Linked DNA regions of Mus musculus: region 2 is linked to region 1. The links are chromatin loops, found by intact Hi-C in ENCODE. Cell type or tissue: left cerebral cortex. All regions are shown on one strand. Each heading gives the region's core, and the rest is flanking DNA. Links, peaks and the distances in the headings are about the cores only. Region 1 overlaps Ppp1r1c (protein phosphatase 1, regulatory inhibitor subunit 1C). Region 2 has its middle 11 kb from the start of Ppp1r1c.

Region 1 (2,926 bases), core at 302-2,801:
GACTCAATCTGATTGATGAATGAACTATATAAATAAAAGAATAAATTTCCATAATATAGAGATGATTCTACATGATCATAGAATGGTGGTTTTTGACCCTAAAGTATGCTCTTATTTTTAATCATTTTAAAAGTAAAACTTGATCTGGGGTGTTTAGGTGACAATGCTATGTAGCAGTTTTGGTAAGAAAGGACTTAGCTATTGGACAGACAAAAGAGTATCAAACAAACAAAACAACATCACCATTCTGAATAAAATCAGGGTTTAGATTGAACGTGGCAACTTAAGATTGCATTTATAAATGAAGGACTCAAATTTTTCCTTTGGAACCCTCATTAATTGCAAAGGCAGATAAAATAAGTATACACACACACACACACACACACACACACACACACACACATATATATAATGCGTATATATTATGTGTTTATCTCTCTAGTTAGAGATAGATAGATACCACTGGCATATTTTTGAAATATACTTTGTATAAGAACTCATGTATTTTTGCAATTGAATTACTATCCTTTTATTTCCTTAAAACAAACTAATCTGTGGGCAAGCAAGACAGCTCAATAGGTTAAGGCACTTGCCACCAAGTCTGACACCTCTAGTTTGATCTCTGGGGCCTACATTGTAGAAGGAAAGAAGCAACTCTACAAATTCTCCTCTGACCTACACACATGCACCACAAAATGTGTACACCCACAAGTATACACGCACAACAAACAAATAAGTTCAATAAAATTACATACACTGTGAAACTAATGTTAGTAATGAAATTTTTAAAAAATTAAAAATCGTAATATGTGTAAACTTGATGATGAAACATACCCTCTGGTTTATATAGCTTGGTGGTCTATGGTATCACCAAACATGCCCATTACTCATTACAGCTACAGCGCTACTTCCAGACAGGAAGTAGCCTCACAAAGCCCTTTGAGATACAGCTCTTTGTCTACTTCACAGGTCTGACAGCAATGTACTTTTATGCACGTCTAATGCTTTCGATTTCCTTGTCCACAGTCGCAGAATGCATCGCCTAAGCAAAGGAAGCAGAGTGTGTACACACCACCGGCCATGAAAGGTACTGCTAGGTACCACTTCGGGGTGTCATGAGTAATGGGTGTAGGGACTGGCGGGCCATTGGTCTGCTGATTATATGTGCTTGTCTCTGCTTTGCTTCCAGTTAAGGGTGGAGGTCAGGAAGATTTTACCTCTCTGAAGCTTTGTTTCATCATGGAATAAATAGGTACTTGAAGAATTGGTGACTTGGAGAGTCTCAGAATCTTAGAATGGGAAAAAAAATCAATTTTCAAAATAACGACGATTTTTTTTCTTTTACCTTTGTTTATTTTTCTCCTTTGAAAAAATTATCCTCAAATCTCTAATTGTTCTTGTTGATTGGCATGTGATTATTAGTTTGTTTTTTTCCCTTAAGGTAAGCAAAGCAGAAGTGCTTGGTCTGCGTGGAAATGTAATGTCAAGAATCACCTCTCTGCCTTGTGTCAGGAGCAGATCTACTGAACCCAATTGAGCACCAATTTGCTGTACTCCTAACGGCTGCCCAGATCACATCAGAGAATGCTGGCTCAGAGGCTGGCGTCTTCCCAGAACTTCTCCCCAAAATTAGAACTGCCAAGTAACATTTAAGTGTATCAGTATTTCGACAAATACTAGTTCCAAGAAAGGCTTCTTTTCTTTTTCACACAAAAATGTTCCTGACACAAGGCAGTGACTGTTCAGGCCAGTATCTCCCTTCCAGCTTGGCTCCCTGGTTGTTGGCTCAAGGTTCATCACACTGCCCTCCAGCTCTGATTCAGTGTGGAAGAAGCTGGTGGGGAAGCTTAGAGGTCCAGCCCGGGCTAGAGCTTCCACTGTTTATACTCTTTTCGGGGAGATGGGATATAAATGGACCCGTAGCTACTTTCAGTAAACGTCTGTTCTGTGCAGTTATAAAAGGTTGTGCCTGTTTGTAGGAAGAAGGATAAATAATGCATCCATCTGTGTTGTAGTTTATCCCAAGGCAATTATTGAATTCCTAAGTATCACTGTCTAAATATCAGTATAGAGTTTTCAAGATGGTTCTTCATTGTGAGTGCTTTTTATTTTTCAAGACACGTCAGTTTTGGCATGAATAGACAACAATGAAGATGTATGTGAAGTTGCTCAATTATTTCCTCTGTTCTATTTTGGGTTAGCTTAAGCTAAATAAAGTAGTACTGTCCTCATGTCCTCAGAGAATAACTATATTATTTTGAAAGGAAAATCTTAAACTCAAAGGCCTAAGGGGACATGGTGTTCATTATTTTTAGCTCTCAAATATCCCAAGAATGCGGGACTCTAGCATTCAGAGAAGCTGGTTATATTGAAGCATTTTTAGTATAACTTTATACTGCGGAGTCCAGAGATTGTTCTTCAACAACTGCAGTAATGAGTTAAAAAGCCTTAAGGATGTATAGCCATTCCTTCAAGGAGGCATTGGGCATTGATACATATAAGCTAGTAAGGATCTATGTGAGTTTTCAGCTTATGATAAAAGAAAAAGCCAAATTGGTATGATTTTTCTCAGTGTATCTGTTCCTAAGAGCTGGAAATGTGTGTGTGAAAACCAATGTAACCAATGGTAACCTATGGTCTATTGTGAGCACAGAGAGGAGATTTAATTATAGGAAAGATGGCTGAACAAAGGGAGTGTTCTTGAGATGCGAAACACATTAATACAGTTGTGCCCAAATGAAAGTTCTTCAGGCTGCTGTTCCATGTTACAAAGGTGAAGGTAGGGTGGTTTTCTGGGTGTGCAAAGCACCAGCGGAGGAGATCAACATGAGTGAAGAAAAAAATGTGCTCTGAGGCAAAGTGTACAATGGCTTTTTGAAGGAGCCCGTGAAGGAGCGGCTAGATAAACCAAGAAGGCAGAGCCTGT
Region 2 (2,926 bases), core at 210-2,709, 63 kb before region 1:
AAAGATTAATATTGCCCTAAAAATCTGTATATAACTAACAAGAAACATTTAACCGGAGTTTTTATCTGGCGAATCTTTTAGTATCATTTAATGCCTTATCAGAGATTTATAGACATAGCAATAAAGTAAGTCACAGGGAAATTGTGGTTGAAATAAAGAAGGAACTAAGGACTACAGGACAAAATGTACACACAGAGCTACTCATAAATTGCAGGGAAGGAATATAAAGGACAGTCCTTTTCAAAGTTCACCAAGGCCCAGTCACACCCGTTTCAGGACAAGCACAAACCATGCATGGCCCCTGTCTGGAGGCACCAGGTGGCTCGATTGATTTCCAATTTTTCATTCAGATCATGTAATTAAGATGAAGAAGAAAAAAAAAAGGTCCTGATAATTTTACAGGAGACATTCTTTCCTCCAAGTAGGAGAGCTGAGGTTCAGCAAGGCATCAGGATCAACCTTCACATCATCCAAAAAGATCTTCAGCTACCGCATCCCTCATTCGTTCCAAACTCTCAGCATCCACCCCTCTCCTAAAATGTTTCCATTGATGGTTTCCATTAACAGAAAAGTCAAACCTATCTCTCCCTTGATTCCTTCTTTATGATTTTTTTTTTTTAGTTTTGTGTTTCTATTTCCACTCTCTCCATTTGCTGAATCAGACAATGGGGAGTTATAGAACTACTGTGTTCTTATGGAGGACATGTACACTGATATAAATTTGTGAGAATTAACAACAAGATAATGCTAGCCTTCTGTCTGTCCTATTGGACTTTCAAAACCTGTTGAGATGAATTACTATGATAAAAATATTTTAGTACTACACACCCACACCCACCCACCCACACCCACATGCACGCAATCATGCATGCACGCACGCATGCACGCACGCACGCACGCACGCACGCACGCAATGTCCAAGCTTGTACTGAAGACAAGGAATCAGTGGTTCCCCTTTTCGTTCCCTCCTTGTTGTTCTAAGACAGCTCAGGCTCTTAGGCTCTACTTCCTGTTTCTCCAGACCCTGCCCACACGAGGGACTTCCCAAGGGAAAGAAATACATTGTCTAAAAGCTGTGTGTGTGTGTGTGTGAATATATATGCCATGTGTATATAAATTATATGTAATAAGAAAGAGCTCAGCAGAACAAAATTTTTGATGTATAATAATGGAAGCTAAGTTGTAGATAGAACCATCTTTTTTTGGAGGAGTTAGAAAAGAGAATTGTAGGAGAAGTTGCTATTTTGTCAAACCTGCCTTTCTCAAAAGAAGCAGTGAAGAACAACAGCGCATAATGATGAAGACAGGAGAAGACCCTCGCCGCAACGCTCTGGACCTCACTTGATACCTAGTTCAGGAACATTTGGCGGCAGCAGGGGTTGCCTAGGATAAACCCTAGAGGATTGTTTAATATACATGGGAGATTCCTTCCCTTGGAGAGTCCCTCGTGTGTGGGCAGGGTCTGGAGAGTCAGGAAGGGGAGCATGAGCCGTCATCAAACAGCAAAGAGGGAACTCAAATAGGGAAGCACTGCTTCCCCCTGTTCTCAGGACAAGATCGGACAGCTTTGAAATGGGGTTGACTTAACAACTGACATACAACCAGGAGGGCCTGCGATCCAGACCCTAAATAAAGTTATTTGTGTGAAAAGTTTCCTCAACTTGATCCTGCTCCTAAATACCCAAGGACAGCCTCTATTTTCAAACATGTATATTCACTTAGTAAGAGAGTAGAATCTATCTGATGAGATCTATTCTAATGATATTGCGTGAGGAGCATGCTCAGTGTAAGTATAAATAGCAATCTCAAACCACAAGGTTACTGAAAAAGTTCAGGATGAAATGAGTCATCTAAAATATTGGGAAAATCCAAAGTGTTTTAGAAGCTTGAATAGAAAACTGCCACCCACATCCATACACACCCTAGCGTAATTTGAGAATGTTAAGGGAAAATACACTGAATGTTTCTCAGGAGATCAGACCTTTCATGACAGCTTTCTCTGAAATGAAATCAGTAGTCCTAGATTTTATTTAGCAGTAGAGAATTATCAAAGTTCAAAAAACAAAAATTCTGAAACTTGTAGCATTTCATTCAATCGAACTAACTCATGTAGAAGGGCAAAAAACATTCTAGAAATGCACAGGCTTAAGAGAGTTTACTAGCCATGAGCCATTACTAAAAGCTTATGAAATGGTACATTTTGGTGGACAGACTGAATCCAAGACAAAGTATTCTATTGAAACAATAGTGGCTATGTAGAAAGAGGTGATGTTGTCATGACAGACGAGTAATCAGTACAAGGACATGCTTAGCATCTTACTTTCTTGGGATTGGATGTAAACATCCATGTATATCCATCAATAACAGTAAATATTAATAATTAGTTTCATGTGTATATGTTCATATATGTGGGTGCACACGTGTGTGGGTACCTGTGTGTACATGTATGCATAGTCATGAAGAGGTGAGAGGCCAATCACCTTGGTTTTTATTCTATCTTTAGTTTGAGACTGGGTTACTCAGTGGTCTGAAATTTTGCCAAATATGCTAGATTATCTTACCATTGATTTCCAAGGGTCCATCTTCACCTGCCCTTATCACCAACACTCGGATCACAAGTGGGCGCCACTGGGCACAGCCTTTTCTGTGGTGTCTGGGCATCCAGACTCAGGCTTTTATGTTTGAGAGGCAAGTGCTCTACTGCCTAAGCCTTTGCTCCTGCCCCCAAATTACTTTTCAACTGGGAAAAACAAAAACTAAAACATGTATGAGCACACTCCTGTGAAAGCTTAGAAGACGACTTAACAAACTACTTGGAGAATTCCGAGATGACAGCATAGGAGAAGGAGCCGCTGAGCACAGAACTAAAAGAAGAGGTGGCTGTTGCATTGGACGAGAGGGATGGAAGGATTCTCCAAACAAAGAA

The links. A loop is a pair of places that touch in the nucleus more often than their neighbours do. Peaks named below come from ENCODE experiments on the same cell type or tissue, not always from the same donor. Only the 100,000 strongest peaks of a DNase experiment are listed, where the experiment ranks them.
Region 2: a loop joins it to region 1, with 2.1 times the contacts of the local background. A loop is called at or near these places in 2 of 42 quality-filtered maps.

Annotation. Positions count from the first base shown.
Region 1 is chr2:79,758,585-79,761,510 of GRCm38, forward strand. It overlaps Ppp1r1c (protein phosphatase 1, regulatory inhibitor subunit 1C), which reads left to right. Exons shown (of 5, transcript NM_172420.4): 4 at 1,027-1,087. Among named protein-coding and RNA genes, the nearest start is that of Ppp1r1c, 52 kb to the left of the region's middle. In left cerebral cortex, for the core only: no CTCF peak of the experiment used is centred there; a DNase peak (open chromatin) is centred at 1,603; H3K27ac peaks cover 438 bases.
Region 2 is chr2:79,695,188-79,698,113 of GRCm38, forward strand. No RefSeq gene overlaps it. Among named protein-coding and RNA genes, the nearest start is that of Ppp1r1c, 11 kb to the right of the region's middle. In left cerebral cortex, for the core only: no CTCF peak of the experiment used is centred there; DNase peaks (open chromatin) are centred at 1,467, 1,837 and 2,619; H3K27ac peaks cover 542 bases.